Linked DNA regions of Homo sapiens: region 2 is linked to region 1. A link is a loop called in an ENCODE intact Hi-C map of the cell type or tissue named here. Cell type or tissue: breast epithelium. All regions are shown on one strand. Region 1 overlaps TBC1D9B (TBC1 domain family member 9B). Region 2 overlaps RNF130 (ring finger protein 130).

Region 1 (2,500 bases):
CGGGCACAGTGGCTCAGTCCTATAATCCCAGCACTCTGGGAGGCTGAGGCAGGGGAATCGCTTGAGCCCAGGAGTTTGAGATCAGTCTGGGCAACATGGCTGTCTCTACAAAAAATAGAAAAAATGAGGCATGGTTGCGTGGGCCTGCAGTCCCAGCTAGTCAGGAGGCTGAGGTGGGAGGATCGCTTTAGCCAGAGAGCTGCAGTGAGCTGTGATTGCACCACGGCACTCCAGCCTGGGCAACAGAAAGAGAACGCCTCAAAAAAACATTTCTTTTTTTACATATGTGCATTAAAAATATTAGTTAAAAGTAACTCAATCTTCATTTCATACTAAGAAACTATTCCATCTCTATGCTAGGTGCTGGGAATAAAAATAATATAATAGCTAATTAGAGTATTAAATGCTGTTTCTGTTTTCAGAGTTTTCCATGGATTATCTTATTTCATTCTCAGAACACAGTGGAGACAGGTACCATTATTTTCATTTTACCAGATGAAGCTGAGGCACAGAGAGGTGAAATAAGTTACCCAAGGTCACACAGCTGGGAAGTGATCAAATCAGAATCCTAACCCTGGGTGCCTGGCTGCAGAGCCTGCCCTCACCCTCGGAAGCTCCCGGCCTCATGGGCTTCCACGTAAAAGCGTGTGCAGACACGTCATGTCCAGAGGAGTAAGGAGGAAGGATGGGTCTGTGGAGTCTGGGCAGTTCTCAGAGGAGCGGGAGGGAAGGTTAGCTGGCATGGCGGACACTAGGCACAGCAGCCAGGAGGGGTGTGGCTCCTCCAGGCCCTGCAGCTGTGTGGTCCGGCTGAAGGCCAGGCTGTGAGCTGGGGAGACAAGGCCAGAAATGGAGGCAGGCAGACCCCCAGGTGTCCTCGAACACCAGGCTCAAGGGTCAGGACTCACTAAGCAGGTGCTGGCAGGGCCATGTCTGGTCTTGGTGAGTTGCTTCTGGGGCCTAGCCTGGCTGGCAGGAAAGGGAGGCACAGCCAGGGCCAGTGCAGGGCTTTGGGCCTGGCAGGAGGGGAGAGGTCAAGTGTGTGGCACGGGGCTACGTACATGGGCTCCGCTGCGTGGCTGTGGCTGGGCCCCTCCCCAGCACCAGGCCTGCTGTGACTAAAGGGATTCCCACTCTGCCCCTCGTACTTTTCTCTCCCCAGGGACGGGCAGCTCTTGCTGCCAGAGATGGAAATCTCAAGGGCCCATGTTAAAGCAGCTCCTCTCCTCATTAGCACACACCAACCTCCTGGCCCACTCAGAAATGGTCCCCTCCCCACAGGAAGCCCCTCCTCTGGCAAACTCTTGCTGCCCCCAGGGTCCACTCAGGCTCTGAAGCCAGAGATCGGGGGTCTAACTGGGCTTCCCTGCTTGGCCTTGGACAAACTCCCCTTCCTAACTCTTACTGAGTTATTCAGTCCTGCAAAGGAGAAGGGCACTGCTGGTCAGGATGCCCGTGCAGAGCGCCCACCTGGGAGTGGGGCTATTCCCGGGGTGCCGCCCGCCCTGTGCTTTTACTTCCTTGACCCTTCCCCTCCTGAAGCTGGGTTCCAGCCGTGAGGTTGACAAACTTTTGAGTCTCATCATCTTCTCCCAGGCCTTCAAGGGAAACCACTACCCTGGAGAACAAGGGCACTGTGGCTTCTGCTTCAGAGAGGTACTGAGAGGGTCCAAACTGCAGCTGTGTGACTCTGAGCAGGTTACTCAACCCCTCTGGGCCAGAGTTTCTTCACCTTCAACATAGAGAAGACCAAAGTACTTATGCCTTCTGGAGGTACCGGGTGGTTCAGGCAAGTGCCTGGCACACAGGAAGCACTGTCTGAGCGTCAGCTAGGACTGTCATTTTCTCAGAGCAAACTCAACCCAGCAGGTACCCGCTGAAAGGGGACTTCCCTCCGCACTCTTGGACGGGTGAGTGCGCTTCCACCTAGGAGGACAACTACAGCGGATTCTCGTTATTCAGGTGGTCAGATTCTGTAAGGTGGCCGCGAACACTGAGTTAGCGAATCCTGAACCAGTACCCCGGGGGAACACAGGGTTAGGTTCCTGGAGCCTCTAATCACACTTCTGTCGACTGACCGATACATAACTGTTTTACATGTGTTTCTGTTTAAAGATGCCTTATTTAATACGTATTCCTGATCGATTGGCATTGAGCTCACGGCCAGCAGCACTATCACTCACGCCTGAATGAAGCTGCTCTCATGCACAGATCTCCTTCACAAGGCACAACTCAGCCTTCTTGCTCTTAGGAACAAGAGCGCTATGCTTGGGAGCCATTTTAAACAGCCAAGTCATCAGCAACGAGCACAAACATGGGAAAAACATGGCACTGCAGAGACTGTGAACAGGACACGTGAGTGCAGTATGAGAGCTGAATCAAGAAGGCAGAGCGTCGTCCTGTTCTGCCTCAGCTGGGGACATGGGCATCAGGCGAGTCAAATTTTTCACTGCTTTGAACGTGCATGTGTCCATGAGTGTCTCCAAATGACCACAAAATC
Region 2 (2,500 bases), 56 kb after region 1:
TCCCACTGCCTTTAATACTCATGTTGCAACTGCATTTTTAGGAAACCAAATTTGTCTCCTTCAACCACATTATTTGGCACTATCCTCCTCTCTGAAGTAGTCAAATGCAAGCAGTTTAAAGGAAAAGGTTGGAACCAGAGGTGCTGGGTTTGAATTCCAGTGGCCTTCTTCCTATGGCATCCCTTCAGAGTCACTCAATCCCTCGAAGCCCTACTTTATTCTTTTGTGTACATATATCTCACACTCAGATTGGCTACAAGGAGAATAAATACCAAGAGAAAGAAAAGGATCCACTATCCAGCAATACACCTCAAACAGAGGTTAATTTTAAATCTTTTCTGGAATTGTTACAAGACGGGCTGTGTGAGCAAAAGGTTATCAGGTTGAGAACTAAAAATTCAAAATTCTTTTTTTTTTTTTTGAGACGGAGTCTCGCTCTGTCGCCCAGGCTGGAGTGCAGTGGCGGGATCTCGGCTCACTGCAAGCTCCGCCTCCCGGGTTCACGCCATTCTCCTGCCTCAGCCTCCCAAGTAGCTGGGACTACAGGCGCCCGCCACTACGCCCGGCTAATTTTTTGTATTTTTAGTAGAGACGGGGTTTCACTGTTTTAGCCGGGATGGTCTCGATCTCCTGACCTCGTGATCCGCCCGCCTCGGTCTCCCAAAGTGCTGGGATTATAGGCGTGAGCCACCGCGCCCGGCCAAATTCAAAATTCTTTAGACAAGTGTTTCTCAAAACTAAAGCATACAACCTATTAATGGTTATACCATCAATTTAGGAGTTAACGACTAATATTAACAACAAGGCACAGGACTGACTACATCAGAGAATACTGCATGCAGTCAGGGAAGTGTGTGAAATTTGTTTCAGTTACACATGGGAGTACTGGGTCACAACACAAAATGTATCTCTTACAGTAGGAAGATGGTTTTTAGAAAGTCTGAAAAACACTGCTTTTGATATTTAAGGTTCTAAAAGAGGTAACTGAAAGAGAACCCAACAGCTCTCCTCGGCCTCTGATCCCTCCTAGGAACAATTCAAGAGGGACCCTCAGCACAGGACGCATCTCAGAGCCTTCTACCTGATCTGAGGTCGGCCTGTGAACAGGTCTATCCTGTAGCTTCTGTCTGAAGAATCAGGTCCTGGTGCAGGCTCGCTAGCTTTCAAAGTGTCCCGTGTTTTGGACGGACAATTTTAACTACTACAAAGTTGTTTCTTTCTTTTTTTTTGAGACAGAGTTTCACTCTGGTCACCCAGGCTGGAGTGCAATGGGGCGATCTCGGCTCACTGCAACCTTCGCCTCCCAGGTTCAAGTGATTCTCCTGTCTCAGCCTTAGCTGGGATTACAGGTACCTGCCACCACACCCAGCTAATTTTCATATTTTTAGTAGAGATGGGGCTTCACCGTGTTGGCTAGGCTTGTCTTGAACTCCTGACCTCAGGTGATCTGCCCACCTCAGCCTCCCAAAGCGCTGGGATTATAGGTGTTAGCTACCACGCCAGGCCACAAAGTTCTTTCTTATATCAAGTGGAAATCTGCCTCCCTGTAGATATCGCCAGAGCTCCAGAAATACAGAGTAAGCATCACTCTGTATGCACTGGTTAGTCAACATGAGGCTCTTTTGAGTATTAAACCAGGCAATACGGGTAAAAGAGACCAGTGCAGGACTAAGATCTTGGTAGGCATTCAATAAACAGTAGTTATTCTCATCTTTGTTATTCTCATCTTTAAGAGTCCTTCAAACACCTGGAAACAGCTCTCATCTTACCCGGTCCCCTCTCTTCCAAACCAAGCATCCCCAAGACATCAAATAATTAAATTTTCAGACCCTTTTATGCTGAGTGTGCTAGTTTCTCAATATTCCTCTTAAAAAGAGTACTGAGCACTCAAGCCTGTAATCCCAGCACTTTGGGAGGCCGAGACAGGTGGATCACAAGGTCAGGAGTTCAAGACCAGCCTGGCCAAGACAGTGAAACCCCATCTCTACTAAAAATACAAAAAAATTAGCTGGGCGTGGTGGCGGGTGCCTGTAATCCCAGCTACTCAGAAGACTGAGGCAGATAATTTCTTGAACCCGGGAGGTGGAGGTTGTGGTGAGCTGAGATGGCGCCACTGTACTCCAGTCTGGGTAACAGAGCGAGACTCCGTCTCAAAAAAAAAAAAAGAGTACTGAGCAAAATAATTCAGAAATACTGAGAGTAAAATAGAAACATCATTCTTTTTGTATAAATAAAGGAGTTTATATATATAAATTTCTACTACTACACTAAGAGGAGGAAGATCACCGGGAGCTTTCTGGTGGACCTGCTACAAGAAGCCAGGGCTTCCTGATCTCCGGTCATGCCACTGGATCATTTGCTCTAGTTATTTCGTCACCTTTACCACTTCAGATTCATTTCCTCATGCCAAGATTTTTTTGAATCTTGAATAATGAGCTACCGTTCTCTGCAAATCTTAGAACGTGATTTCTATGAATCAGAATCCAGCAATGGGAAAAGG

What was found. Peaks named below come from ENCODE experiments on the same cell type or tissue, not always from the same donor. Only the 100,000 strongest peaks of a DNase experiment are listed, where the experiment ranks them.
Region 2: it touches region 1 in a loop (14-fold over the local background); 2 of 110 quality-filtered maps call a loop at or near these places.

Annotation. Positions count from the first base shown.
Region 1 is chr5:179,901,506-179,904,005 of GRCh38, forward strand. The region is part of intron 2 of TBC1D9B (TBC1 domain family member 9B); the gene reads right to left. Among named protein-coding and RNA genes, the nearest start is that of TBC1D9B, 5.1 kb to the right of the region's middle. RefSeq lists an enhancer at 1,066-1,565. In breast epithelium, no CTCF peak of the experiment used is centred here; no DNase peak of the experiment used is centred here; H3K27ac peaks cover 443 bases.
Region 2 is chr5:179,957,475-179,959,974 of GRCh38, forward strand. All of the region lies in intron 8 of RNF130 (ring finger protein 130), which reads right to left. Among named protein-coding and RNA genes, the nearest start is that of TBC1D9B, 51 kb to the left of the region's middle. In breast epithelium, no CTCF peak of the experiment used is centred here; no DNase peak of the experiment used is centred here.